Linked DNA regions of Homo sapiens: region 1 is linked to region 2. The links are chromatin loops, found by intact Hi-C in ENCODE. Cell type or tissue: GM12878. All regions are shown on one strand. Each heading gives the region's core, and the rest is flanking DNA. Links, peaks and the distances in the headings are about the cores only. Region 1 has its middle 230 kb from the start of LINC00331. Region 2 has its middle 160 kb from the start of RBM26.

The links. A loop is a pair of places that touch in the nucleus more often than their neighbours do. Peaks named below come from ENCODE experiments on the same cell type or tissue, not always from the same donor. Only the 100,000 strongest peaks of a DNase experiment are listed, where the experiment ranks them.
Region 1: a loop joins it to region 2, with 2.7 times the contacts of the local background. A loop is called at or near these places in 2 of 110 quality-filtered maps.

What each region holds. Positions count from the first base shown.
Region 1 is chr13:79,062,818-79,079,089 of GRCh38, forward strand. No RefSeq gene overlaps it. Among named protein-coding and RNA genes, the nearest start is that of LINC00331, 230 kb to the left of the region's middle. In GM12878, for the core only: no CTCF peak of the experiment used is centred there; a DNase peak (open chromatin) is centred at 7,974.
Region 2 is chr13:79,242,473-79,258,744 of GRCh38, forward strand. No RefSeq gene overlaps it. Among named protein-coding and RNA genes, the nearest start is that of RBM26, 160 kb to the right of the region's middle. RefSeq lists enhancers at 3,734-3,793, 3,804-3,883. In GM12878, for the core only: a CTCF peak has its summit at 4,292 (motif pointing left); a DNase peak (open chromatin) is centred at 4,069.

The DNA.
Region 1 (16,272 bases), core at 3,857-11,856, 180 kb before region 2:
CAACCTCCGTCTCCCGGGTTCAAGCGATTCTCCTGCCTCGGCCTCCCGAGTAGCTGGAACTACAGGCGCACACCATCATGCCTGGCTAATTTTTTTGTATTTTAGTAGAGACGAGATTTCACCATGTTGGCCGGGATGGTCTCGATCTCCCGACCTCATGATCCGCCCACCTCGGCCTCCCCATGTGCTGGGATTACAGGTGTGAGCCACCACCCTTGGCCAAGCATATTTCAAAATGCCTGTGCATGTTTTAACATAGTATTAAGTTTAAAAGTGATCAAAGGCTTTAAATAGAAATATGTGAAGGGATTTAATCACATGGAAAATTCATGCTGGGTTGATAGTCTCTGTGTAATTTTGTGGCCCTCGATTAGCTATTATTATTATTTAAATTATGAATGACATGGTGAAATTTGTCTCTTTATAAAATTGAGGTGCACTTAATGGTGTTTCTGCCTTTTGTCACACACTTGCAACTTGACACAGGAGAAATGGACAGATTATTGACTATAACTTCACCCACACAAATATTGAACTTTTGTACATATTGTTATGAATCAAATTCACTGATAGGGTTTCCCAAACCACCGGGAAAAGGAGGTGAGATAAAATCATGGTTCTTTTCTCATCTACAACAAAAATATGGGTCTTACTACCAGATATTTTGCTTACATTGGGGAATTTTCAGACAAAAAACAAATCCGATCTTATTGGCTCTTCCTCAAAGGATCATCAGACAGTGTGTGTGTCGGAACTACTGGAATAGCTAATAAGTGGTAGAACCTAAATGTGAACTGGGCATTCTGACTCCAGAGTTCTCACACTTCATCCCTACACTTTAAGGATGAACAAACCCACAATAACCTGTGACACACTTTCTACCGCTATTTGCATATACCAGGATTTTGCTTTAACCATGAGGACAACTTTCTAATAGTGAAATTTCTAACACCAGTGAAAGTGCTGATAGGTTCCTTAGATTAAATCAAAGTACTCGTTATTTGTCTCACAATTGAGAAACATTAGCCCTGGTCACTGAATAATGAATATAATTTATTTTTATTTCCCATTGACTAGAAAATACACATTTCTCAACTTTTTGTGGAAGTGTAAATCACATTCAAAAATACATAAATCATAAGTGTTTGACTTGATAAAGTATCATAAAGTGAACTACCCCATGTGATCACTATCCAGGGCAAGAAAGAACATTGCCAGCCCCCAGAATCCCCCCTCAAGCAACCACCTAATCCCTTCTCTCTTCTTCCCCTGAAAAGTAACCACTATCTTTACTTCTAACACCATAGATTAGTTTTGTCTGTTTTTTAACTTTATTTAAGTGAAAACGTACAACGGGTATTATCTTGAGTCTGGCTTCCTCTACCCAGCATTATTATGTTTGTGAAATTGATCCCTGTTGTTAGAGGCAGCTGTAACTCATTTATTCTTAGGTATATGTTAATAGTATTCCATGAAGAAATATGTAACAATTAACTCTGTTTACCCAGTCTGCAAATAACAGATATTTGAGTTAGATATCAACACAGTTTTTTAAAGTTATTTCTGGTCAAGATACAAATACAGATTGGACATAACATGTGAGGAATTACCACCAAATGAAATATAATCTCCACCCATTTATCTCTCACAGGCAAATTAGAATAAAGGCACATGAAGTCCTTAAACACTGAGTTAGAACTTAGGCAGATTCTGACTGAGGGAGGCTAAGATTTGGCATGACAGGAATACGGGGGTTGTCAGGTGAAGGATTGAGAGTGGGAGGGATAGCGGCAGGCCCCCATGAGGGTACCAGAGTAGTTCAAGAACTTCAGTCATAGTAGATTTGTAGCCATGGTGAAGGTGGGGAAAATGAAGTTCAATGAAACAGATGGGAAAAAGTCTTCAGCAAAGTACTCAGATAGTATTGTGATAAGACAGCAAAGTCCTCATGACAGTATTATGATAAGGCAGTGCCATGGTTCTGGGTGATGAGCAGTTTAGTATAAGACCCATACCAGAAACTTCAGGTATGGGGCAATGACTGCCAACTCCAATACCATGGGGAACGTGATCTAGGGAAAGTGAGAAACGGTTTCATAGCCCTTGTCCTAGAGGCTACAGGTTCAGTGCAACTCTACAGAGGTCATCTAGAACTAGGCAAGGAATATAAAGCAACATGGTAGGAGGTAAAGAATAATGGGATCTGCAGATTAAATGGTTGCCAAGACTTCCCTCCCAGCTCTGTCAGCATTCATTCTGATTGGTTAGTGCTCAGCTGTGCAACCTGTTAATACGTTGCTTATCATTCTTTTGGCTTCCAGCAGGTGAGAAGCACAGGTGGAATCAACATTTTTTAAATTTATCCAAAATTGTACTGCTGAAATCTCAAGTTGGAGGAAACTATCAATAGACTCTTGCTTGTCTTTGCCTTTGATCTTTACCTTTTGTGTGAATTGGATTTTAATGAGAAGAAGTAGAGAAAAATAAAATTTAATAAGGAGTCAGTGTATCTAGGTTCTGGTTTTAGTTCTACCCCTGAGGTAACTAACTGCTTTTGCACAAATCAGTCTTGAGTTTCCTGAACAAAATGACAGTTGGAACAAATGATCTCCAGCTTGATAAGTCTACAACCAGTCCCTGATGTTTCCTGCCATCTCCTGCCTCCAAGGCAAGCATTGAGAATAAGTGTGTGTGTTCGTGTGTGCAAACATGTGAGTGTGCACACACATTGCCCATACTTTATATATGTGAAGTAAAATCTGCTTGGAAGTACGGGAAAAGTTGAAAATAGTTAAATAAGCACTTTTAGATGATATCTGGGCCTCTTGGGATGGTAAAAGAATTTCCTTCATTTTCTGCAATTGCTAAAAGTACAAATAGGAATTCCTTTAAAATTCACTTTTTGTCAATTACATATATCCCTTTCACTTCTAACACCTAGGACTCTAAAGTATATGTGACAACTCTGATTAGAGCAACAGAGGGAAGGACAAAGCTTTTCTGAATTATATCATTTCACAGAAGAGGCATTCCTTGTGGCCTACAAGCGCTGCAGGATAAACACTAATCATGACTCTGCCTCAACCCTGTGAAAACTGACTCATGAATAAATCGGACCAGTTTGCCTCTAATTATAGAAATGAGGCATATCTTTCTTAGAACAAGCCTTGGAAAGTATAGAATTAAACTTTGATCTAGAGAAACAAGGTCACAAAATACACTATTGCCTTACACATAGTTTGTGCTCAATAATTATTTACTAATTAGTTATTTGATAGCAGTGGATCTTTTGGCCTGATTAATCCTGATATTGCTTTAAACCTCTACTCTGTCCATGTAGCTATTAGAATGTAAGATCTCCCACAAATTAAATAGCAATACTTCAAAAAGGCAGTGTTGGCCTATATCTCAAAATCAAACTATACATGAAAAATACAAGATAGAACCTTGAAATTCAGATCTACCAGGAAGGCATGTTTGCTTTTTAACTGACATAAAACACCTCCCCTCAACCACCTTTCCCTCGTCGAGATAGGTAACATTTTAAAATCCTTTTTTTAGCCGCAAATTGCTCATATGTGTTTGTTTAAGGCCACTTGACTTCATAGTCCATTCAAAATGCAGTTCAAAGACACTCACCTGAATCCATTTCCTCTAAACAATGAGCCTAGTTTGACTTTGGAAAGAGAAATATTGAAGAATCTTCTAGGGAGGCTTTGAACACTGCCCAGGGAAAGGGCACCTTCAGGGAATGGTTAAGTACTTTGAAAACCCTAAGGAGCTTTGTAGCTAAGGATGACCTTCTAACCTCTCAACAGCTTTTTGCAAACAAAATCTTTCAAGCTTCATCTAAAAGACGGGTGAGCAACAATTTGAAGAATGAGGTTTTCCTTTGTGTCAGATTATAGAGCTCAGCAGTTCTAACCTTTTTGTTCTATTATATTTCTGATCTAAATAAGGAATTATTTATTACCAGAAAATGGTGGTATTCAGATCACAAGTCTCCGCTGAGCATTGACTTTGATCCTCAACCATATGTAGAGATTTAGGGAAGAGAATGCTGCTTATCTGGAAAGAATCCTAAGATCCACTCTGAGAAGTTTTCTGTCCAGGCAAAATGCACTCAGGGATCTGAGCGTTGACACTGAACCTGTCTTACAACTTCTTGATTTTAATTTGTTTTTGTAACGTACATTTCCCCAGTAGATTGATGTTTCATTTTTCATGTAGATGAAATTTCTTCTCCATGCCAAGAAAAAAATTGATTTACTAAAATTTTAATTCAATGCAAGTTTCTGACAAAATCGCCGAGGGATTTGTTTATATTCTTCCTTTAATATGACCTGGTGATAGTCTAGAGAGAATTTCATGCAAGAGAAAACAGTATCCTAGGAATGGACATGTTATACACTATTTCACTCTTCTCCCACAAGGAATTGGGGGGCTATTGTTAAAACTAAGCCCGAAAAGATATTTAAATATTAAAGTATCTGGAAAATTTTTGCTTTTAAAAGCAACATTTAATACACTTTGAATGCTGTTTCGAGAGCAGGGTTTTGCTTGTGTTCTGGGAAAATCAACCTAATAGCCCTTTCAGTTTTTAAATATAAAGACCCTCTTCTGAAGTAGAACTATTTGAGGCTAGCAGCTACAAAGAGCTAAACTGCTCTGGGTATAACATATAAAATTGCCTTGGTGTAGACAACGTTGGATCTCTGCAAGTTATGCTTTCTTCAGAGAAATGTTATTTTTCTCATTATGGATTGAGTCTTCTCTGTGCCTGTTCTGGGAGTCTGGGAGGGATGGAGGTAGCAACAGAAGGAAAGAGAAATAGGGAAAGAAAGGGAGCAAGGAAGAGAGACAGAGAGACAGACAGACAGGGACAGACAGAAAGAGACAGAAGAAAACAGAGAGACAGAGGTAAACAGAGACAGAGAGAGGGAGACAGAGAGTTACAGAGAGAGTCAGACAGAGATAGAGGTAGAGGGAGAATAAGAGGGAATCAGTAGCTGACAGGAAATCTGTATCTGTGGGCCCAAGGCTGAAGGAATAATTAATTGTCTTCAGAGGAGACTGTGAGACATGGAGAAATATCTTGGCTATCTATACTGGGAAATGGAGGCTCAAAATCATTATAATTTCAATACCAAAGGAAACATAACCTCATTTAAATATACTTATACTTTTTATTCTGAAGAGTTGATGAAACTGAGACATACACTGTTACATATCAAAGGAAAAAATATTCTCATTGTTACAGAGCTTTTTACCAAATTAATGTTTGATCTGTGTTAGAAGATAGTTTTGCATTTGTGTTGTAAGTAACATTTAGTCTGATATTTTAATTGATTACATTGAGCAGACTTTAAAGTTGTAAAATATCTCTAAAAAATTGCTTGAGTTGAGGTTCTCATTACCTAATGTTTATCCTTTAATCTGTGGTTTATTTATTTAAAGGACATAATCATCTATAGTTACCCAGGTGGCTCAGTAAATATGTTTTGATTCCTGCAATGTGGCAGGAAATATGCTAGGTAAGTCCTGCCTTTTAGGAGCTCACAATTTCTTTGGCAGGCAGAAATGTGTACAAATAATTGCAAGACAGTGAGAAAAACATCATAACTGAGATAATCAAATATGGTCAGGAAGTCCTGAAGAGAGCAGTACTACATTACCCTGGAGTCCTTGGGAGCGGTGAGGGTTGGGGTAGGGGGCAGTGAGAGGTCAGGGAAGATCTTCCAGAGGTAGGAATGGAGGAGTAGCATTACAAGGGCCAAGAAGGGGGAGTAAGGTGTTCTAAGACAGAAAATCATGATTGACACAGATGGTCATAAACATGCAAAGTATATGTGCAAACTTAGCTCTATTTGAGCACATCATTTTGTGGAGAGCCAGTAGCCAAGTAGGTAGTGGGACTAAATGGGGGCCAACATGTCTGCAAACTTTGAAATAAGAATAAAAGTCCCTGTGGAGCCAAATAGATGCCACCAAACCCAAAGCTAATTCTATAATATTCAATTTGCTTCTTACATAAAGAAGTCTACCACATTTTATTACTCATTTTCTAAATTTATGGTAGTGTAAAGCAACAAATAAGTTGCTATATAGAAGAACCCTTATAGCAATGAAGGGACAACTCCTTATTCCCTTCTATTTATTGCTTGGGTGGTGATTACATGGGAGAATTAACTTTATGATGATTTATTAAATGATACACCTATGATTTGTGCTTTTTTCTATATGTGTGTTACATTCCAATAAAAAGTTGAAAATGTGTTTTCTAATAAGTAGTAAATAAATTATACAAAGTATTCAATGATCAGGGCTAATGTCTTTCTAGTGTGAAATAGATAATGAGCACCTTGATTTGATGTGAGGACACCATCAACCTTTCCATTGGTGCCAGAAATTTTGCCATTAGAAATTGAGCCCTTGCAGTTAAGGCAAGATCCTGTTATATGCAAACACTCGTGTCATAGATTATTGTGGGACTGTTCATCTTTAGGGATGAAGTGTGAGAACTCTGGAGTCAGAATGCCCAGCTCCCATTCAGGTTCTACAACTTACTAGCTGTTCCAGTTACTTTTGCTATGTAACAGAATACCCCAAAACTCAATGATTTTTTTTCTTGCAGATTCTGTGAGTTAGGAATTTGTGGAAGTGTTCATCTCATTGATACTTTTGCCCTTTGTAGCACTGATTAAGGTCACTTGGTGATTCTCAGCTGGTGGGTGAGCTGATCTGGAAGGTCCAAGACAGCTTCATTCATGGTCGCATGTTTCGCACTGGAGATGAAATGACTCAAAGGCTAGGATTGCCAGCCAGAGCATCTACATGTGACCTCCCCATGTTATTTGACTTCGACACAATGTAGCCATCTCAGGGTAATTAGAGTTCTCACTTTGCAGCTCAGAGCTTCAAGCACAAGTGTTTCAGTGACCAAGGCAGAAGCTACTGTGCCTCTTATCTTCCAGGTGTAGAAGTCCACAGGACATCAGCCAGATTTCTTTAGGAGGAGTCATCATAAACCCACCTAGATTCAAAAGAAGGAAGGGACACAGACCCAAACCCTTTATGGGCAGAGTGGCAAGGTCACATTATGGAAGAACATGCAGGATGAGAAATGGTGGGGCTGTGATCATCTGTAAAAATTACCATCTGCCACACTTGCTGTGTGATCTTGGGCAAATCTTTCAAACTAAGACTTAGTTATTTCATTTGAAAAATGATGCTGATAATAATAGCCAACTCATGGGATAGCTTTAAGGATTGATGAGATAATACATATCAGGTGCTTAGTGCAGTGCCAGAGTCATAGTAACAGATCAGAAACACTTCCTATTTACCTTCCTATTAAGGTGGCAGGAGCTGAGGAAAGTGGAAGAGGATAGAGAGGTGTCTCTAGAATAAATGTCAGAGATAAAGCCTGGATAAAAGGACACAGATGGAAGGAATAGGCAAGTCACACAACAAGGGATGATTTCTAAGATGACAAAGTGGCTCTGAAAACAATGATAGGCAAGGAATAAAAGCAAACTTTCTCAGTTTCCCAATCTTCCCTAGGATTGGCCTTGGTATTTTGTCAAGCAAGCAGTAGGGGATGACTTGTTTATAAAAGTCACTTTCATTAGAAACACCAGATTGTCTTCATTCATGGGGTTACCAAGTAAAAATAAAAGGAGGACCCCTGTTATGACACATTCTGACACTGACAGCAAATAGTAATCTTTCATAAGTCTCTAACCAAATGAACACCAACCTTTCTGGGCCATAACGGTACCCTGGGATTTGCCACCGAAATGGAAGCATGTAACAAACTTTAAGTAAAATAAATGGATCTCTTCCAAACAACTCCCAGATGAACCAGGTAAAGGGGATCTGTACTACAGGATGTTTTATTAAAACGTAATGGAAAGAGCTGAAACCCCTTTGTCACTTGGCAGTTGTGAAAGAAACCTTTTTAGCAAATGACAAAAACAGGAAGTTATGTAAATTAACACTTGGCATGGTACTAAAGCAAGATTTTCAACCAAAAAACTGGTTTATCAAGCATCCATTGACTAAATTTTGTGCCCTTTTTTTTTAATTGCAAGAATACAGAAATATATGAAAAACTAAGTGGATAACAAATGTTATTGCAGATTCTGTACACGGATTTACTGCCACCCTTTCAGATTTTCAGTGAAGAAAACTTATTGAACACCTACTGGATACTAAATTTGAGTCCTGTGGAAAGCACAGCATCTCTACAGTGCCAATAAATAAACAAATTGAAGAATGGCAAAAATCATGGTAATTGTGACTCAATATTGGAGGAGTTGATTATAATCTTGAATTTTGACCTTTCAATGAACAGAAAAAAAAAAACCTACAAATATTTACTCATTTCCTACCATGAGTACAAACCTTGCTATGCATGAGGAGGTATCAAAGTTGAATAAGATCAAACTGCTATTGTCATAAATGTCAAAGTCTTGTGGAGGAGACAGAGGGATATATCAATAACTTTATTATGAAGCTCATAAAAATGAAATGTTATAATAGAGATAAAACATCATTCTTGCCAACATGGGTGTCGTTAACATAGAAAGTTTACTAGATAAAATAGGATTTGAATGGGAGCCTTAAAAAAAATAGGTACTGCTGTGAAGGAATATTTAAGATATAGGAATATTTAAGTATACTGAGAAAATGGAGCAAGTTTCCAGAAGCAGAATACAGAGAATATTCTAGGAGGAATGAGCTGACTGCACTATGAGCTCCTTGAAGATAGGGATTGCTTTTGGTTATTTTCAACATTGCTGGTTCATGGTAGAAGCTCAATAAATGTTTAAAAAATGAATATTGGACAATGTTCACTTGGCATTAGGCAATGGATATACAATTAAAACATTATATAGAGGCAACAATAAAAGAAATATTTCAATGTCCAGGCCAAAATTTCAGATATTATTTTATGAGATGATGTGATAGATTGATACTATAGGACAACTTAACCATATGTTACAAAATGAATGAGAACAAAAGGGAAGTTAGTGGCAGAGATGAACTTCTCCTCCGTTTATATCCCACCAACTAGGTCTGTTCTCACAGTGGGTATTCAGGAAGGGAGTTTACCTAATTCATTAAAATAAAAGAATGGTGTAACATACAAAGAGGTAAATTATCATAATTTCATTTTCAACTATGTTGTTAGACTTTCTCCACTATATTTTCGAACATCTCTGGACTCAATCTAATTTATTTTTAAAAATAGCTAATTGTGATTATGTCTTAAGTCTTGAAGACAGAAGGGGACAAAACTTACCAGAAAAAAAATCAATTTATTTGGCTACATACAAAATGAGAAAACTTTGATGCAAGTAAACAAAGCCTAAATAAGAATGCAAACAACATACAGTAAAAGATGTTTACAGTAAATAAGAGCAATAAAAAGTATAATACATTTACTATATGAAGAAATCATTAAACTTGTTAAGAAAAATATTAACAGGCTGGGAACAGTGGCTCACACCTGTAATCCCAGCACTTTGGGAGGCTGAGGCAGGCAGATCACAAGGTCAGGAGATCGAGACCATCCTGTCTAACACGGTGAAATCCCATGTCTATTAAAAATACAAAAAAAAAAAAAATTAGCTGGGTGTGGTGGCAGGAGCCTGTAGTCCCAGCTACTTGGGAGGCTAAGGCAGAATGGCGTGAACCCGGGAGGCAGAGCTTGCAGTGAGCCGAGATGGCGCCACTGCACTCCAGCCTGGGTGACAGAGTGAGACTCCATCTCAAAAAAAAAAAAAAAAAAAAAAAAAAAAAAAAAAAACTAAGAAATCATTAGATAAATAGCCAAAAGTCTTAGATAACTAAGAGATGATTCACAGAAAACAAATTGTAAATAAAAAAGGGAAGTGTTAAACCAGGATAGTAAGAAAAAAAGAATACACGTTAAAACAGTGAGATGCCATTTTCTATAGACAGTGTTAAACTAACAAAAACTATGCTTTAATGTTAATAGCCAATTCTGCCAAGAGTGCAACAAAAGTATTATATTTATACATTGTTATCATAGTATTAATGCAACTCTTAGAAATCTACTTAACAAAATGTACCAAGAGCCATAAAAATGGTAAATCCCACTCATGGAACTTGATCTAAAAAACAAAACAAAAAAAAATCCAGGCTGGGCATAGTGGCTCATGACTGTAATCCCAGCACTTTGGGAGGCCAAGGCAGGAGGATCACTTAAGCCCAGGAGTTTGAGACCAGCATGGGCAACATAAGAGACCCCATCTCTACTAAAACTAAAATAGAAAATTAGTTGGGCCTGGTAGTGTGTGCCTGTGTCCCAGCTACTTGGGAGGCTGAGGTGGGAGATTTTCTTGAGCTTGGGAGGTTGAGGCTGCAGTGAACTATGATCACACCACTGTACTCCAGCCTGGATGACAGGGCACGACCCTGTCTCAAAAAAATTTTTTTAATACAAAAGAAAGAAAATGTATAGATTTGAAATTAATTCCGGTATAATTATAGCAGTGAATACCTGACAAAGGCAAAGTAGATTTAACAAGCAGTTATTGAGTGACTTTCTACATTGCCCTTCATGATAGCAGTAAAGGAAGCCAAGAATACATAGCTGCTGCCATCAGGCAGCACTTATTGTTGTTGTTCAAAACTAAGCATCATGTATGCCTTATGGTAATCACAAAGAAAAAAGCCACAATGGATACATGAACAAGAAAGAGAAAGAAATAAAAGCTTAGCACTATAGCAAAACACCAAACACAAAATGTACACAACAAAGAAAGAAAGGAACAAAAAGATTTACAAAACAACTAGAAAACAACAAAATGGCGGGACTAAATTCTTACTTATAAATAATAACCTTAAATGGAAATGGATTAAACTCTGCAACCAAAACACATAAAGTGACCAGGATAGTAAGAAAAAAAGAATACATGTGAAAACAGTGAGATGCCATTTTCTATAGACAGTGTTAAACTAACAAAAACTATGCTTTAATGTTAATAACCAATTCTGCCAAGAGTTGAAAAATAAAAGAAAGAGTTGAAAAATTAAAGAAAAAATAATAATATCCAACTATATGCTGCCTACAAGAGATCTAGCTTAGCTTTAAGGACACACATAGGCTGAAAGTGAAGGGATAGAAGAAGATACTCCATGTAAACAGTAACAAAAGAGCAAGAGTAGTTATACTTACATCAGGTAAAATAGACTAAGTCAAAAATTGGCAAAAAGAGACAAAGAAGGTCATTATTTAATGATAAAGGGGTCAACTTATCAATAGGACATAACAATTGTAAATATATATGCATCCAACATCAGAACCTAAATATAAAAAGGAAAAAGAAACATTAATGAACATGAGAGGAGAGATAGATAGCAAATACAATTGTAGTATGAAACTTCCCCACTTTCAAAAATGGATAGATCAACCAGACAGAAAGTTAACAACAAAATATTTACATCAACTGCATTTTACACCAAATAAACCTAACGGACATATATAGAACTTGCCATCCGATAGCAATAGGATTTACATTCTTCTCTGGCTCAGATGGAACATTCCCCAGGATATACCATATGTTAGATCATAAGACTAGTCTTAAAAAATTCAAAAAGATTCAAATAACATCTGGTATTGTTTCTCATCACAATGATATAAAACTAGAAATCAATAACCACAGGAGGAATCTTAGAAAATTTACAAATATGTGGAAATCAAATATGCTCCTGAACAATCAATTGGTCAAGGAATAAATCAAAAGGGAAATTTAAAAATATCTTGAGACATATAACAATGGAATCACAACTTAACAAAACCTATGGGATGTAGCAAAAGCAGTTCTAAACAGGAAGTTTACAGCAATAAATGCCTACCTTAAAAAAGAAGAATGTTTCCAAGTAAATAGCCTACAATTATGCCTCAAGGAGATTTTAAAATAAAAAAAGAACAAACTAAACTCAGAGTAGCAGAAGGAATAAAATAATAAAAATCAGAACAGAAATAAATCAAATAAAGAAAAATAGAAAACATAATAAAAGCAGGATTATTTTTTAAAACATAAACAAAATTGACAAACCTCCAGCTAGACTAAATACAATGCAATAAAGACTCAAATAAATGAAATCAGAAGTAAAAGTAAAGATATTACAACAGAGATGTCTCAGAAATTAAACAGATCATAAGAGACTGTTATAAACAATCATATGGCAAAAAGATGAATGATCTAAAAAAAATGAATAAATTGCTAGAAAAATATAGCCTACCAAGATTGAATCAGGAAGAAACAGAAAGCTTGAACAGGCCAATAAAAAAAATAAAGACACTGAAGTAGTAATTAGAAATCTTCCAAAGAAGAAAAGCCCAATATTAGATGGCTTCATAGCTGAATTCTACCAAACATTTAAAAAGAAGTATTACCAATACTTTATTAAACTTTTACTTAAGAAATAGAGCTAGAGGAAACATATACAAACATGTTTTACAAGGCCAAGATCACCTTGATAACACCAAAGCCAGACTAAGACACTGCAAAAAGAGAAAACTACAGGCTAATACGTCTGATGAAACTTGGTGCAAAAATCCTCAATGAAATACTATGAAACCAAATTTAATAATACATCAAAAATAATATACATCATGACCAACTGAGATTTATCCCAGGTGTGCAAGTCTGGTTTAACATATGCAGATCAATCAATGTGATATGTCACATTAACAGAATAACATAAAATTCATAGGATCATCTCAACTGACAGAAAAAGCATTTGACAAAGTTCAGTATCCTTTCTTGATAAAAAACTTTTAACAGTTTAGGTATAGAAGGAAAATTTCTCAACATAATAAAGTTCATTTTTGAAATACAGCTTAAATCCAAATAAATGGGAAATAACTGAAAGCTTTTCTGCTAAGACCCACTACAAGGTAGGGATGCCCACTCTTGCCACATTTATTCAACACAGTACTGAAAGTACCAGCCAGAGGAATTAGGCAAGAAAAAAAAAAAAGACATCCATGTAGGAAATGAAAAAAGCAAAATTGTCTTTGATGCTGATGACATCATCTTATACACAGAAAATTCTAAAAACTCCATCCCCCAAAAAAGTTAAGATTGATAGATAAATTCAATACAGTTGTAGGTTATAAAAACAACATACAAAAATCAGTAACATTTCTATACACCAACAATGAACAATCCAAAAAAAAATTAAGAAAACAATCTCATTTACAATACCATCAAAAATAAAATAAAATAAAATACTGGGAGTAAAGTTAACCAAGGAGTTGAAAGATCTGTACACTGAAAGCTATAAAACATTAGTGGAAAAAATTGAAAAACACAAAAACTAAAAAGATATTCCATGTTTATGGACTGAAAGAATTAATATTGTTAAAATGTTCATATTACCTAAAGCAATCTAAAAATTCAATACAATTCCAATCAAAATTCCAATGGCATTTTTCACAGAAATAGAAAAATAAATCCTAAAAGTAATATGGAACAAGAAGAGACCTTTAATACCAAAAGTAATCCTGAGCAAAAAGAACAAAGCTGGAAGCATCATGCTACCTGGATTTAAAATAGATTATAAATATATTGCAATCAAAACAGCATGATACTGGCATAAGAACACACACATCAACCAAAAAAACAGTAGAGAAAGCAGGAAACTAAACACAACTGTTTACAGTCAATTGATTTTTTGAAAAACTATGCCAAGAGTACACAACAGGTAAAAGACAGTCTCTTCGATAAATAATGTTGGGAAAACTGGACATCCACAAGCAGAATAAAACCAGACCCTTACCTAACACTATATACAAAACTCAACTCAAAATGGATAAAAGACTTAAATATAAGACTTAAGACTACAGCTACTAAAACAAAACATAGGGGAAATTCTCCCCAACATTGGTCTCGGCAATGACTTCTTGAATAGGATTGCAAAAGCACAGGCAACAAAAGCAAAATAGCCAAATCTAATTATATCAAACTGAAAAGCTTCTGTACCACAAAGAAAACAATAAAATGAAGAGATAGCTCACAAAAGGAGAGAAAATATTTGCAAACCATATATCTGGCATATCCAAAATAAATAACTCAAACAACTCAACAGGAAGAAAACAACCTAATTTAAAAATGGGCAAAGAATCTGAACAGACGTTTCTCAAAAGAAGAAATACAAATAGACAACAGATACATGAAAAAATGCTCAACATCTCTAATCACCAGGGAAATGTAAATTAAAACCACAATGAGATGTCACCTCATACCTGTTAGAATGGCTGTTATAAAAAAAAAGAATAATAACAAGTGCTGACAAGAATGTGGAAAAAAGGGAACCCTGTACACTGTTGGTGGAAATGTAAATTAGTATAACCATTATGGAAAACAGCATGAAAGTTCCTCAAAAAAAAAAAAAATAGAACTACCAGGTGATATAGCAATTCCACTTCTTGGTATATATCCAAAGAAATTAAAATCAGTATTTAAAAGGGATATCTGCACTCCCGTGTTCATTTCAGCATTATTCACAGTAGCAGAGCTATGGAAGCAATCTAAGTGTTCAGAAACGAATGGATAAAAAAGATTTTACGTATGTGTATATAGTGTTTGGGATACTATATATGTACATACAGTGTTTGGGATACTACACAGCCTTAAAAAAAAAAAAAAGGAAATTCTGTCATTCACAACAGGGATGAATACAGCAAACATTACGCTAAGTAAAATAAGCCAGGTACAGAAAGACAAATATTGTATTAGCCGCTTACATGTGGAATCTAAAACAGTTGCCCTCATAGAAACAGAGAGTAGAAGGTAGTTACCAGAGGCAAAAGGAGAGGCAAAGGGATGATCTTGATCAAAGGGGACAAAGCTTCAGTTACACTAGAGGAATAAATTTTGGGGATCTTTGCACTGCATGGTGACCATGCTTAATAGTAACATATTACATATTTCAAAATAATTAAAAGACTAGATTTTTAATATTCTCACCACAAAAATAAGTTGGTGAGATGATGTATACGTTAATTTGTTTGATTGAATGTTTCTATAATGTATATATAGATCAAAACATCACATTATTCCCCACAAATATACACAATTATTATTTGTCAATTTAAAAATTAAACTTAAAAAATTGTAAACCATGACCCTTTACCACTAAAAACTGTAATGCATTTTTCACAGAAATAGAAAAAAAATCCTAAACTGTGTATGGAATCACAAAAAATCTGGAATAGCTGAAGTTGATACTGAGAAAGATAAAATTGAAGGCATCACACTTCCTGATTTAAAATTATACTACAAAGCTATAATAATCAAAAGAGTTTGATGCTGGCATAAAAATAGAAACATGGATGAATGGAACAGAACAGAGAGCCCCAAAATAAGTCCAAACATACACAGTCAACTAATTTTTGACAAGAGCACCAGTAGGACACAATGGAGAACGGATACTTTCATAACTATGGTTTGGGAAAAAATTCTTTTTCTGCATTCAAAAGAATAAAATTAGTCCCTCATCATACCTTATAAACAAAAATCAACTCAAAATGGGTAAAAGACCTAAATGTAAGACCTGAAACCAAAAAATTCCTAGTAGGGAACAGAGGGAGAATTCCTTAACATTGGACTTGACAATAATTCTTTGGCTATCACAACAAGAGCTTAGGCTACAAAAGAAAAAAATAAATGAATGGGACTACATCAAACTAAAACACTTCTGCATAACAAAGGAAACAATCATCAAAATGAAAAGGCAACCTATGAATTGGAAAAAATATTTGCAAACCACATATCTAATGAGGGGTTAATATCCAAAATTTATGAAGAACACTTATAACTCAATAGCAGAAAAACAAATAACTCAATTAAAAAATAGACAAAGGAGGATCATGGTGGATGGGAGGCAGGACTAGATTTCAGCTCCCACTCAGATGGACAGAGTAGCATGTGGAGTCTCGCATCATGAATTTTTGCTCCAGAACTACTGCAGGAACAATTCAGGAAAGCCAAGAGAACCCACAGACGAGATTGCTCCTGCAGGACTTGGGAGACACACCAAATACTGTGAGTGCCCAAACTGTGGAAGTGGGAAAGGGGGACTGTCTGCCCCCAAACACACACCCTCACTTGGGAACTTGAAGGTCTAGATCATGGGAGAAGATTCTGACCTTACCTGGAGCTGAGTCAATTTAGAGAGCTGAGTGAAATACAGGAATAGAGGAAGTGGTGGGAAAAGCCCTTTGGGATC
Region 2 (16,272 bases), core at 1,200-9,199:
CTCTCTTTCAACTCCTTCTATTGAATACCACCCCCATCCCCAGAGCAAAAGATCACTGGAAACACACCCATAAAAAAGTCACCCCTATATTTTTTTTATAAAAAGTATGCTATTTAGGTTCTCAGCCATGAATATGTAGCTGATATTGACTAATGGGAAATGTAAAAGGAAGAAAGCTACAGCTTTTTAAAGCATACTCATTGAAATTAAGGTCATATGTAAGAAATTTGTTTTAAAAAAATTTCTGAGCCACATCCAAAACTCTAGAGGGCATATTAAATAATGAAAATGTAAACTATTGGGATTTGGTGCTGGTTACTATGTTGGCACAGTACATAGCTCCCTGTGTGGCTTAAAAAATTAGGGAATTTTCCCTTCTCCCTTTATCTAGTAGCCTCCAAAATTAAAACAATTTTCTTTTCTTTGTGTAATAATACAAGCTAACCAAATTATGCTCTAATATTTTCATTCAATGACTTGGGAAGTCATGAAAATGCTTGTTTGGGGAGTTGCCCATATAGAAACAGAAAGAAAAAACCGTATCAAGAGGATTAAAGAGAGAGAGAGAGATAAAACAAAGAATTCCAAGGATTGTCACAATCTGATCTGCATAAATAAAAGATAATGGCTTCAGTGAGCTGGCCAACCTTTCTGTGGAGTGATCGGTCTGTAGAGAGTCATGTCTAAGAGGCTGCAGGTCATTATGGCAAGATAAAGCCTATTTCTCATTTATATTAAAGAATCTTGCCTGTTAAGGGCTTGATATGGATTTCAGACATAAATGTGCACAAGGCTCCACACCTTGTTAAGCCAATTTCTACGTATGCATTCCCTCCCTAATACACATGCAGATTTTATCATTCACAACTCAACTATTACACCTAACATACTTTTCTTGATTTACAAAGGGTAACATTTAGGTAGATCAGAAGTACTCAAATTGGGGGAATTGGATCATAAAATTTTCCCTTGACAAAGAAATTATTTTTTAATTTTGTACAGAAAAACGAATTTCCTTCCTTTTAAACAGGGCTTGCTACATCAAGAGAAGAAGGTTAAACTGTTTCCATTTTTTTAATATGTTTGATTCACTTTATTATAATATCTGGTTCCAGGCAAATGGATTGTTCCAAGTCAGCAACTGGAAACCTAAGCAATGGAAACTTTCACATTAAAAAACAAACAAATCAGACAATACAGTAAACAAACCCTGACTATAAAAATGGTTAAATACAGTATAGGAAACTCAGTAAAGTCAATGAGGTACCTTGGGTCCAAAAAGGAGCTATATGTATAATTGAAAGACTTCCTTGGCTGGGCCTTGTGAGGTGGCTGTAGCATTAGTGGGGTCCCTACTTTATAGGTCTACAGGTTGAGAAACTCAATGGGTACCTTCACCCAGGCACAAGCAGATCCTACTGTGTTGATTTACACAGTGGCTCAGGCCTGTAATCCCAGCACTTTGGGAGGCCAAGGAAGGTGGATCGCAAGGTCAGGTGTTCGAGACCAGCCTGACCAACATGGTGAAACCCCATCACTACTAAAATATAAAAATTAGCTGGGTGTGGTGGCACATGCCTATAATCCCAGCTACTCAGGAGGCTGAGGCAGGAAATTCGCTTGAACCCAGGAGGCGGAGGTTGCAGTGAGCCGAGATTGTGCCACTGCACTCCAGCCTGGGCGACAGACTGAGACTCTATCTCAAAATAATAATAATAATCAAAAATATATATATTTGGACACTGATTTCCAAATAATAAGGCAAATAATAAAATTTTGGTATTCTGTTTGTTTGTTTATTTGTTTTGAGATAGGGTCTAGCTCTGTCAGTCAAGCTGGAGTGCAGTGGCGTGATCTCAGATCATTACAACCCCCACCTCCCAGGCTCAGGAGATCTTCCTGCCTCAGCCTCCTGAGTAGTTGGGACTACAGGGTGCATAACCACGCCCAACTAATGTTTGTATTTTTTTGGTAGAGACGGGGTTTAGCTATATTGCCCAGGCTGATTTTGAACTCCTGGGGTCAAGCGATCCACCTGCCTCCACCTCCCAAAGTGCTGGGATTGAGCCACCACAACTGGCCAAGAATTAATTTATAAGGCAATAATAACATGACATAGTAGGAAATCTCTAGATAGAAGATAGGGCCTCTGGTCCTGGTCTACTGAGTTTCCATCACTGGGACTCTGTGAGTCACTTGATCTCTCTGGTTCTTTATTTTCCTTATATTTCCTAATCGAGAGGTATTCAGTTAATTCAATCAATGACAAAATAGTTCAATAGAAATATGGGCAAAGACAAGAACAGAAGGCAGTATGGTACTATGGTTTTCAAACAAAAGTCTGAGAAATTTGGAAGTCCCCAGATGTATCAATAACCGAGGAACTTGTACCAAGAAGTCCCACAGCATAGATGTTGGGATGATCTGAAAGTGCTGTATGAACAAAAGGCTCATTTTGCAAAGTGTTGCCAAATATGTGATGGGTGGACCTGGGAGAGATTATAAACTTATTTTATGGGAAGGTACTGCCTAGAACAAGCGTTCTCAATGGGAATGCTACTGCCCCTTAGGGGAGGTTTTGGAAATTAGATTGGGGTTAGTTGTCACAATGACTGGGGACACTAGTGGCATTTAGTTGACAGGAGGCAGAGGCACTGTGTGTCTTGCAATATACAAGATAGTCCTACACAAGGAATAATTATTCCAGTTCCCACAAAACGTCATGACATTGATGAAGGTATGTTTATAATTATCTAGCTTAGTTTTACATATAAACAATAGTATTATTTATGTCAACAAGCAAAAAAAAGATTGCATTATTGACTTCCCAGGATGATAACTGCAAAGTAAATCAAGGGAATATCATACTTTATGTTCAGATTTTTGTCAAAAGGGTTCACAGTTTTGGAAAGTCGGTCCACTCATGATATTCGAGTCAGCAATGAGACATTTACATCAGTCTGCATTTGTGGCTGTAGGATTCATAGTGATTCTACATATGGGGCAAACATCTTTTTAGAACAAATTCCTTCCCTTTTATTTCTCCCTTATAATAAAGTTAGGGCATAGTTTTGACACTTGCTGTCAAAGAGGTATTCAAAATATTTGTCATATGAAAGTGGAGCCTTGGGTACGACAACGTTGAGAACACTGATCTAGGGCAAAGATCATCTGTATGGCAGAAAAAGAACTTAAGGGAAGTTCTCAACAGACATGATGGGAAGAATTGCCCTTTCTGGGTGTGGGAGAAGGAGACGAAAATTTGAAGGGAGAGAGTAGGTGGAGAGACATGTCTGGTTCCTGAAGACCTGGTGAATATATAGCCATCCCAGAGAGATGGAAGGTTGAGGCAGGGGCTTTTGAGCCTCTTTTCCATTTAGAACCCTGGGAAGAGATACCACTTTGCATTTTGCTCCCGCTCAGAACTTGGTAATCACAGTAAAATAGGAATGGCAGAGGGGTACACATAGGCAGGAAGCCAAATTTGGTGGCCCTGAGATTCCCAAGTTTCACGTGGAAGATGTGGAAGGAAACCAGATATTCACAGGTATTCTCAGTGAGAGAGTCATGTGGCAGCTGAGAGTAGCAAGCCAGATGGTTAACCACAAATGGTCCTGTTGAGAGGATGACCCTGAAGCAGAGGCTCTGGGGTGGATGGTCAGACCAGAGCAGGATGGAGTCTGTGGCTGAGATCTGCACACTGCAGCACCCACAGAGCCAGGGGAGGAACCCATGACATTGCTAAGAGAATAGATCACAGCAGGAAAGACATCAGGTCCACTGTGTCCAGGTGAACAGGAAACATCTCCAAAATGGCCAGCACACACACCCAGACTCCACACTGTTACTACCAGGTCACCGATCCCCTGTGCTCAGCAGCCATCTCGCATAGGGGAACAAGGAGTAGAGACAGCCTGAAAGCCTGAGTCATCGCCCTAGAAGTGGGAAAGTTAACCCATTAGAAACGACGGAGACACTGAATGATCAAGTTTCAGTCCTCCCCTCTGCCAAAACCTTCCACACTCACTCGACTGGAAATACACACCAAAGTGAAAAAGAAATAAGCAACAGTTTTTGGACACATCTCAGTTTGCCAAGTATTGCGCTTTTATCCTTCTCTTGAGTATGTTCCTCTCCTTTCCATGTGCATCCGAAACTGGTCAACCTGAACTTGGACTGTGGGAACCAGAACCAAATGTGGGTCCGGTATACAGTACACAGCATTACATTTATCATGAACCTAAGACTATTAAAATAAAAACAAGAATAAGAATGCCATCTACTGGCGTGGAAAGCAGCAAGGCCCCTAACAAACCTGCAGTTAGTTTAAATGGGAGAAAGAATGAAAAGTTTTGCATTATTTTGTTATGAAACAGTGATAACAGCTAGAGAATAGAGATTTAAATATAAGTAGTATTAAGGGGACAGAGCACAAATAAATTTCTTTTAAACTAGTAAATCTTTCACATTCATGTCCCAATTTTGTGTTTGCTACTATAAACTCCATCTGAATGCAAAATAGATAAATATAATAAAACAGAGGTTTTATTTGTTTTACTGATTTATCAAGCTGTTTAAAAACAACCTAATGTTGATCTTTATTCATCATTTTTTTAAATGTGTTTATAAATTGCTTTGCCTATGTAAACAGAATGATAGAATATATGACTCTATTTGGCTGTTCCTATTTTCTGTATATTGAAATGGAATCGCATTTTTTTTGCATAGAAGGCAAACCAGACACTGATGAACCATACCTGTCAATATTGATTACCATTGACAAATATTGATATTTATATGAATTTTTATATAATATTTGTATGATTACCATTGATAAATATTGATATTTATATGAATTTTCCTCAGTTGGTTGATGATAATACAAATTTTTTAATTTTTCAGTGGAGAATTTATTTCTAATCACTTACTTGTTCTTTGAAAATCCTACTCAAATCATGATATTTTATTAGGTCCTTGATAATGTTTCCTTAAAATGTTCACAGTATCAAGGTTCATTTTATTGCCTATAAATATCTCATTGTTCTAGCACCACTTGTTGAAAAGATTATATTTTCCCCATTAAATTGCCTTGCCACATTTGTCAAACAGCAGTTGACTAAATGTGTGTTTATTTCTAGATTTTATATTCTGTTCCATTAATCTATTCATCCATACACCAATTCCACATTTTCTTGATCACTATAGCTTTATAGTAAGCCTTGATATCAGATAATGTAAGATTTACACTGACTTAACACTGTAAGTCATCCACATTTGTACTTTTTAAAGTTTTTTTGTCTATTTTGGGTACTTTCTACTACCATATAAATTTTAAAATAAGCTTGTCAATTTCTACAAAAAAGGCTGCAGGGATTTTAATTGGGCTTGTGTTTAATTTATAAATCAATTTGGGGAAAATTGCCATCTTAACAGTACTGAGTCTTCCAATCCATGAACACGGTATAGCTTTCCATTTATTTAGGTCTCCTTAAAATTTTGCTAAGCAATAGTTTGTAGTACAAAATTTAATTAAAAATGGACTACAGACCTAAATGTAGTGGTTAAAAACCACAAAAATTCTAAAAGAACACAGAATACATCTAGTGACCTTGGGCTTGGCAAGGTTTCCTTTTTTTTTTTTTCCAGATGGAGTCTCACTCTGTCGCCCAGGCTGGAGTGCAATGGCACGATCTCGGCTCACTGCAACCTCCGCCTCCCAGGTTCAAGCGATTCTCCTGCCTCAGCCTACCTAGTTGCTGAGATTACAGGCGCACACCACCATGCCTGGCTAACTTTTGTATTTTTATTAGAGACGGGGTTTTACCATGTTGGTCAGGCTGGTCTTGAACTCTTGACCTTGTCATCCACTCACCTCAGGCTCCCAAAGTGCTGGGATTACAGGGGTGAGCCACTACACCCAGCCCAAGGTTTTCTTAAATATGACACAAAAAAGCACACACTGTAAGACAAAATAATAAATTGGACTTCATCAATTAAAATTTTGTTCTTCTAAAGACATTGTGATGAAAATAAAGGGCAAGCCTCAGACTGGGAAGAAATATTTGCAAAGCATATATAAGAAAAAAAAACTTGTATCTAGAACGTACGAAGAACTCTTACAATTCAATTAGAAGACAACCCACTGTTTAAAATGAGAAAAAGACTTGAACAGATATTCGATCAAAGAAGATATACAGATGGCAAGTACATCAAAAGTTGCCCAATATTATTAGGCATTAGGGAAATACAAATTAAAACTACAATGAGATCTCGCTACATTTCCAAACATTACTTTTTTTTTTTTTTTTTTTAGTTGGAGTCTCACTCTGTCACCAGGCTGAATTGCAGTGGCGTGATCTTGGCCCACTGCAACCTCCACCTCCCAGGTTCAAGTGATTCTCCTACCTTAGCCTCCTGAATAGCTGGGATTACAGGTGTGCACCACCATGCCCAGCTAATTTTTGTATTTTTCATAGAGACATTGTTTGACCATGTTGGCCAGGATGGTCTCCATCTCTTGACCTCGTGATCCAGCCACTTCGGCCTCCGAAAGTGCTGGGATTACAGGCATGAGCCACCATGCCCAGCCCCAAACGTTACTTTTTTTAGAATGGCTAAAATTAAAAAGACTCTCCACACCAAGTGCTGGGGAGGATGTGGTGCTACTAGAACTTTTATATACTGATGGAGGAAATATAAAATTGTACAATAAATTTGAAAAACACTTTGACAGTTTTAAAGGTAAACATATACATGCCATACAACTCAGAGATTTCATTCTTAGGCATTTACCTAAGACAAATGAAAGCAAAGACTTGTAAAGGAATGTTCCTAGCAGCTCTATGTGTAATAGCCAAAACTGAAAACAACTCAAATGTCCCTCAACTGAGGAATGAATAAATAAATTGTCCTATATCCATATAATGCATTGCTACTCCACCATAAAAAAAGATTCAAATTTAAAAAAGAATAAGAATGTTGCTATGTGCAACAACATAAATTAACTCAAAATAATGTACTTTCTTATTGTCTGAACTATCTAAAAAACAAACAAAAATAATGAGCTGAATGAAAGAAGATAGAAAAAAAAACCCACATATTATATTATTCCATTTATATAAAATCTGATAAAATGCAAACTAAACTATAGTGACGCCATGCAGACCAGTTGTTGCCTTGGGAAGAAGAGGGAGGTTAGGGAGGGGAGTAAAAGATAGATTACAAAGGTTCACAAGGAAACTTTTAGAAATGTAGATACATTCACATATCTTGATTGTGGTGATGGTTTCATGGGTGTGTACATAAGTCAAAACTCATCGAAGTGTACATTTTCAATACATACAGTTCATGGTATGTTCATTATACCTCAATAAAGCTATAAAAATAGTGTCACACAGCAGTGGCAAAAAAAATGGTTAGATAATATATTAATTTTTAACTTTTCAATTATTCTTTTTTTTTTGAAACGGAGTCTCGCTCTGTTGCCAGGCTGGAGTGCAGTGGCATGATCTCGGCTCACTGCAACCTCTGCCTCCCAGGTTCAAGTGATTCTCCAGCCTCAGCCTCTCGAGTAGCTGGGATTACAGGCGCCCGACACCACGCCCAACTAATTTTTTGTATTTTTAGTAAAGACAGGTTTCACCATGTTGGCAAGGATGGTCTCGATCTCTTGACCTCATGATCCGCCCGCCTCGGCCTCCCAAAGTGCTGGGATTACAGGTGTGAGCCACTGCACCTGGCCTCAATTACTCTTTACTTTCAGGAATTTAGTTTTGCTTTGATATTTCTGGTGTTTAAAATGCCAATGACACTATTAACACAGTACTAATATAACAGATCTCATATTCGTGTACTTGTGCTCAGGGTAGAGCTGCAGAGTAATGTAACTGCATCTTCAAGCTTGATCCCACCCTCCCCCTCAAAAAAAATTCTGTCATTGCACTCTACCTATATTTTTGATAAACAAATTAAGAGTTCACAAATTATCTCTACAATTGAGTTTCAGCATTCAATTATTAAATCCATCTATGCTGGTAGATATGAAAATGCAACGTTTGGCAACTTTTGAGGTTCTTAAATGATCCAACTGGTCGTGCAGACTAAAATAAAACCAACAATAAAAACGCAAGCCAACCTCACATAGTTGCTAGCTAAATTACCATAAAAATAAAACCACTTCCCCCACCCTAGAGTTGGCCTTGTTAATAGGGTAGAAACGTAAGCTTTCAAGTATTTCTTGGGTTTTCTTCTTTTCCAGTGGCCACTGGGCCTGCTTCCCTTTACTGAGAATGAAGTTAATAACAGAATGACAGGAAACAGGCATTATTCATTTCACATGTGGACAAGAGAAGTGAAGGGAGAACTTTCTTCTATTTGAGCTTAGAAAGAAGAATTTAGAAGTGGCCGTTCTTAGAACAGCATCACAGTGATACTGTAACTTGTAAAACACCTTTGGAGGCATGAGAGCTCATCATCCATTTCCCTCTGTCCCAACAAGGAAGTTTTAAACAATCTCAAATGACTGTAATAATTTACAAAAGTCTTCAAATCTTTGGAAGAGAAACCCTGAATCTCTTTTAGAAACATTCTTTTCAGCCAGGGTTCATCCCAACTTTAAGGGAACCTCTTCAAGGATCAAAGAACTCATTACTTTTAGTTTCCTCTTGTTTCAGAGTCCATGACCAGCTCTTAGTCCTGGCTATAAACACGTTCCCAGCTCTTCACACTCTGGCTACAAAGAGTGACTCTTCATAGGAGGAACAGCTGGAGGAGCATGACTTTGAGGGGCTCTCAAGGCCCACCTCCCTCCTCTCCCAGGCTAAGCATTCAATAAATATCTGTTAATGTAGGATTAAATACATCTCAAGCATAGACACAGTGAACTGAAAATGTTACCTTTAGAATCCAAAATGGTTTAGACCAGCAGTCCCCAACCTTTTTGGCACCAGGGATTGGTTTTATGGAAGACAATTTTTCCATGATGGGGGATTGGCGGGGGGATGGTTTGGGGATGAAACTATTCCATCTCAGATCATCAAGCATTAGATTCTCATAAGGAACAAGCAACCTAGATCCCTCGCATGCGCAGTTCACAAGAAAGCACGTGCTTCTGTGAGAATCTAATGCCGCAGTGGATCTGACAGAGTGGGAGCTCAGGCAGTAATGTGTGCTCGCAGCTCACCTCCTCCTATGCAGCCCAGTTCCTAACAAGTCACAGACCGGTACGTGTCTGCAGCCTGGGGGTTGGGGAGCCCTGGTTTAGATCAAACAAGTGGGAAAATTGTCTCCAGAATCAGAAAGTATTTACTTTATAGAGTCACTGTGAGAATTAAATGACATTTCTGCAAGGAAGCACCTAATAGGCACTATCTGGAAAGGAGGCGCCTCAGAGAATATCAAGACAACAAAACTGAGTTGCAGAAGGTTGAAGCAACTTGTGAAAGTCACTCACTCAGCTCGTGCGAGAAAGAGCAGGCTTGGAACTCCCATGTCGTAGCTCCTAGGCCAGCGCTTTGTACTTGACAACGTCACCATAGAACTCCAGGAATTACACGGAACTTTCCAACAAATCCAGGACCTTCAGGGTAATGAGATCCAAAATGGGCAAATTTCAGTGGGGAATGACATGTGAAGAAAACAGAGCAGGAAAGAGTAAATGCACAAGATTCTCTTCAAGTTCAATGTTCAATCACTTGTTTTCTCACTTCCACCATACTCTTGATGGGCATTTTTAGCTTTGTTTTATGAAAGAGAAAACTGGGATTCTGAAAAGTTCGGCAATGTATCTGAGGCATGGTCTTCTGACTCCAAGTTTAGCTCTATTTCTACTCCATAGCAATACCAAGGCTTGGATGGAAGCATGCAATGAGCATCATAAAGGGGTCAGGCTAGGAGAAGCCACACAGGGTGACAGCCTGGGTCTGGGGAGGACAAGGAAAGTCCTTGGGAAAGGAGGACACAGAGACACATTCACCTGCTTTACAGTGGGGCAAGGGCCCTTCTAAAATCGAAGCATGGAATACAGCAGCCTGGCCATTGTCTAGGACGGGTAACTACATCTGTCCAGGCCAAAGAACTTGATGTCAAGCTTGACCCCTCTCTTTCTCATACCCTGCAACCAATCTGCTATGAAATCCTCCTGGCTGTCCCTCCAAACAACAGCAGACTCAAAACCCTGTCTCCACCTCCAGTACCACCGCTATCTCCAAGCCACCAGCTTTCCCCTGGATTATCCTATTAGCCTCCACATCCGTTCTCCCTGCTCTACCTTTGACCCCTTCAGCCTCTTCTCACACCATCAATCAGAATGAATCTTTTCCCCCCCAACATTTTATTATGAATGTTTTCAGACTTACAGTAAAGCTGAATTAATTTTTTTTTTTTTTTTTTTTTGAGACGGAGTCTCGCTGTGTTGCCTGTGCTGGAGTGCAGTGGCATGATCTCGGCTCACTGCAACCTCAGCCTCCCAGGTTCAAGCAATTCTCCTGCCTCAGCCTCCCAGGTAGCTGGGATTACAGGCACCCACCACCGTGCCCAGCTAATTTGTGTAATTTTAGTAGAGATGGGGTTTCACCATGTTGGCCAGGCTTGTCTTGAACTCCTGACCTCATGATCCGCCTGCCTTGGCCTCCCAAAGTTCTGGGATTATAGACATGAGCCACTGTGCCGAGACTGAAAAATTTTTTACAGTGAATACGTATATCCACAACCTAGATTCTATCGTTAACACTTGATGATGCTTGTTTCATCACATTATTTATCCCTCTTGAGAGATTATTTAAAAATGTAAGTCTGATCACATTGCTCTTTTCCACAAGAATCTCCAAAAGCTTCCTGTCTCTCTAAGAGTAAAAGCCAAACTTTTGTAATGACCCAATAAAGATGTGAGCAATCTGCACCATCCCACACCCTGCATCTCTACATCTCTCCTCTGTCTTCATCTCCCGCTGGGTCCCACCTTCTTTCCTCCACACACAGCTCCTTCCCTCCAGCCACACTTGTGTCCTTGTATATTTTAAGATACACCAGGCTTTTCACTGTTCTTTCCCTCTGCCTGGAACTCTCTTCCTACAGATTTCTAAGTGAGTCAGTCCCTCACTTCTTTCACAGCTTTATTCAAACAGCCCCTTTTGAGTAAGGTCTTCCCTGGCCATCCCATTTAAAGTCGCAAATCACCCCTAAAATTGCCTTCCTCTTTTCCCTGCCATTTTTTCCCCTCCATAGCCTTCATTACCCTAACATTCTACATTTTAGTTATTAGTCTTATCTATTGTTGGTCTCTCCCCATTGTAATTTGTTATTAATATCTGCAACATACATTGCATCAGGTAATTTAGATATACTGACCTCAATTTGATTTGTACAATAGGTACCTGAAATGTCACTTATTCTCTTTTAATAATAAGGAAACAGCCTCAAGGAAGCTAAATAACTTGCCCAAGACCACCAGTGTATGTGGGAGCAAGAATTAAAATTCAGATCTCTCAATCTGCAAGATCCATTGTTTTTCGGAAGGTGCGGTAGCTCATGCCTATAATCCCAGCACTTTGGGAGGCTGAGGCCAGCAGATGACTTGAGCTCGGGAGTTTGAGACCAGCCTGGGCAACATAGAGAGACTCTGTCTTTACAAAATTTTTTTAAAAATTAGCCAGGCGGCCGGGCACAGTGGCTCACACCTGTAACCCCAGCATTTTGGGAGCCTGAGGCGGGTGAATCACCTGAGGTCAGGAGTTCGAGACCAGCCTGGCCAACATGGTGAAACCCCGTCTCTACTAAAAATAAAAGATTAGCCGGGGGTGGTGGCACGCACCTGTAGTCCCAGCTACTCGGGAAGCTGAGGCAGGAGAATCGCTTGAACCCAGGAGGTAGAGGTTGCAGTGAGCTGAGATCGCACCACTACACTCCAGCCTGGGTGACAGAGCAAGACTCCATCTCAAAAAAAAAAAAAATTAGCCAGGCTTACTTAAAGAGTCTCACTCTGGTCTCACAGTAGTCATGCCACTGCACTCCAACCTGGGCAACAGACTGAGATCCTGTCTTTAAAAAATCCATGTTTTTTTTCACCATATAGCACAGGAACCTGTATGATGAGATTGGTGGAGCCCCTCGGCAGGCACCCTAACTAAAGGCCTTTCTCACATTCATCCCTCATTTTGTACTTAAATGGTTGGTTCTTCAAGATGTCCCTCTTGAAACTCTAATCCTGAAAGGGAAGAAATATGAAGCCAGGAATAATCAATATTTCTTTAGGGATGGATTAGATGACAAATAAAAAGAGAACATGTGCCTTGGGCATGGTATTCAGGGTAAGGGCCTAGAGTGAGTAGAGTAGAAAATCAAAGATTACAGAACTGTCCAGGGCACTGATGGGCCCAAAGATATGCTTCACAAACTTTTCATTTTTCCCAGAGACACACTAGGACTAATTCTAGGAAAATCATACGTACATCACTACTCCATTCCTCAATAATAGAATTTATTACATAACATAGTAATATACCTGTTGCTATACTGTTGTTTTTGTTCACTAAACTGTGAGACTCTTGAGCCTGGGGAATGTAGCTTACTCATCTTTGAATCCCCAGTGCCTAGCACAATTTTGGGCACATAATAGGAGCTTAATAAATGTTTGTTGAATTAGTTGATGAAGTAAACGATTGAATGGATTATCATACAAGACCTGGGAGGAACCGAGAAAGGAAACTCTAATAATCAGCCATGAAAACTCTTTTTGAGCCTTTTGTCTTTTCTCCTGACTTCAAACACAGACAGAACTATCTTAAATAACACTATTGCAATGGGATTTCAAAGTGATTACTGCATATCACAATAACTAATGTTCCAATTTAGAGCTGTGGGTGATTGGTTCAGTATGAAACAGCAGTGAATGCTGAGAGAAGTGCCTGAAATCCAGTAGCTCATTGGTTAAATATTGGTTTAATTTAAATCTGAATCTTAATCCAGGCACCCTTTCCCTCCCCATGCAACCTTTTTTTAGTTCTCCCTATTGTATGACTGTATCTGTGTCTGTGCACTATATTGCACCATAAATTCTTGAAATCAGGGACCATGATTTATTCTTACAACTAGAAGAGCAATGCTTTAAAGATAGCGAGGATTCACAAGGTATTTGTGAAAACTAACAAGTCAGATGTACTCTCTTCCCATTCACTCCTGGTTAGAGTCAGTGAGAGCAGGCTTTTACCATGACAAGTCAATTGTCATTACTAGTTCAAACCCATATTAGGGTGGGAAAAAAATAGAAGGCATCAGCTATCTGATACGGTTTGGATCTGTGTCCCCACCCAAATCTCATTTTAAAATGTAATCCCCAATGCTGGAGGTGGTGCCTTTGTGAGAGGTAATTGGATCATGGGGGCGGTTTGTCATGGTTTAACACCATCCCACCTTGGTGCTATCATCACAAAAGTGAGTTCTTGTGAAATCTAGTTATTTAAAAAGCGTGTGGTGTGGCACCTCCCTCCAAACTCCCTGCTTTCTTAGTCCTGTTCCTGCCATGTAACATGCCTGCTTCCACTTTGCCTTCCACTATGAGTAAAAGCTCCCTGAGGCCTCCCCAGAAGCGGATGCTGCTGTGCTTCCTTGTATAGCCTACAGAACCAGGAGCCAATTAAACCTCGTTTCTTTATAAATTACCCAGTCTCAGTGGGTAATTCATTCATAGCAGTGCAAGAAGGGACTAATACACGATCCCACAAGAAAATCTAATGGATTGTGTGTAAGAAAATGATGATTATTAAGCGTGATAAAACAATAATAATAATTAATATTAACTAACATTTATAGAACACTTGCTCTTTGTCAGAACCGGTGCTAATGTATTTACATACATCAGCTCACTTAGTCCCCACAACACAAAATTCATTATATACAATGATTATGCCCCATTTTCTGAATGAGCAAATAAAGGTATGGAGTCATTGAGCAGATCTCCTGGGGTTCTCCCTAAGGGTTGAAGCAGGGTTAAGAGCAGGTTTGTTTGGGCTCAGGGATTCTGCAGATCTAAGTTATCAACATAATTTTTATTGCTTTACTTTATTCAGAGTTTATCTTTTATTTTTTTCTACTTTTTAGCTCTATTTTTTTATTTAATCAGGCTATTTTTTAGTCTTTTAGAGATAGTCTACAAATATAGGATCTGAATTATTTCCAGAGTGCCTGTAGCTCTTTGTAGGAGTTGAGAGAGCTGATTTCTTGAGTGTCCTGAACTGTTCTATCACTTATAGTAATAATTACAGAACTAAAGTTATAATAAAATGGGATGTTTTAACCCATATTTTATGAGTCACAAGTGGCCTCTAAAAAGCTGCCATTTTATTATTTCTTTTAGAGATACTTAATAGGTAATGTCAGTAGTAAAGTTTAGTGTCCAACCAGCACTTAATATTTCCTATCTCCAGAATTATCAGCCCTCCCTAAAGGAAGAATAATCAAAGGAGATTTGTGATGTGTACATGTGTCAATCTAATGTCATATCACCTAGGTTAAATACTGAAAAATAAAGAAGTAGAAACTAAAGGGCTGCATCAACTATACAGATTGGGCAATAAGAAAAAGCACTGAAAAGAACCAAACTGAGGATATTATCCAGAAAATTAAAATTGTATGTGGCTGTACATATTGCATCTACTACCTGGAAGAAATGGCCTTAAGTTGTAGACACAGCATGAAACAGCCATTGCAGAGTTGGTTAGTTTCACATTAACTCATATAATCTGACCTCTTCTGACATAGTTCAACATCTAAAAATTTTTCATTCTGTTCTAATAAACTAAACATCTCTTCACCTGGGTTCGGCTAGATTTCCAGTAACTACCCTTAACTAGAAGCTGGGCTCCTACAGCTGCTGATTAACTGAATTCTTTTCAGCCCTTGCCTAGTTGCTTCAATTCCAATTCCTTCTTTGCATTTTCTGCAACAGAAGTATACATATTTACATCTAGGCATTATTGGAAGTAGTTTGTCAGCTCATAATTCAGCTTGCAACAAACCCTATTTGTTCCTTCCCCATACACCACTAACCTAAGATTGTAAATTCATTCAGGCACTACTGAAGTCTCTCCATATGGAGTTAACACACACAGTAGCTGTTGCTCAGAGGTTTACCAGAAGGCCCCAGAACTTTTGAAGATATAGGAAATGTAAGTGATTGATCAGTGTATATAATACCAATTCTTTGAGATCTGTTGAGACCTGCTTTTCAATCTAGTTTATGATCATTTTTTGTAAACATCCCCCGTGTGCTTAAGAATGTTATTCCTTAAGAGCTAGGTGCAGATCTCTGTTTGATCAAACTTGTTTATTGTGTTGTTCAAATATTTATATCTTCATTAGTCTTTCCTCTTAGATATTACGATAATTGAGACAGATGAAATGAGTTTTTCCCTACTTATGGTGGTCTTATCTTCCTGTGGTTCTACACTTTTGTCTGCTTCATATACTTAAAATATTTCATTAGAGATATACAAGCTTAGAGTTGCTGTATCTTCCCGGTGATTTCAGTATTTTATTATTATTTAGTGACTTTCTACATTCCTATTTGTCCTGACATTTTTGTTATTCCAGTCATAAAGCAGTTTATATGTAAATTGCCATATGCTGTTAGGTTAAACCAATAGAATCCTGTCTATGAAGGATTTGCCATTTTGTTGTAAATGTAACAACCCATGGCACAAACACTTACAAGAAAAAGAGGGAAAATATAATAATAACACTTTCTGTCTTAAAGCCTAACCTGTCTGATAATGATACATCTCTACAACCTTTGTGTTGGTTAACATTTGATTGGTATATGTTTTTCCATCCTTTAAATGATTCTATGCCTTTATACTTCAGATGTTAGCTAGAATGTTTTTAAACTAATCTGATCACTCCTGTCTTTAACTAGTATGTTTAATCTATTTTTCTTTACTCTATGATTGATATGGTTGGACTTGTTTTTGCAGTCTTTTTTATTTGTATTTGCCCCATTCGTAGTGCTTCTTGACGTTTTGGGGTTTATGTTATTTGTTTACTTTCGTTTGCTTACTTATACTTTTGTATATACTGAACCTATTGTGTATACTTCTTCAGAATCTCTTGCTCTACCTATCTTTTATTTTGGCTGCTGCTGCAGTGACCATTTCTATGTGGGCTCCATCCAGCTTGACATTGTGCAACCTGACAGCACCTTGCCTCAGCCCACATGTGTTTCTCACTTCCTGCCCTGCCGCTTCTGTGTTAAGCCATGGCTGGGGATGCCACACATGCAGG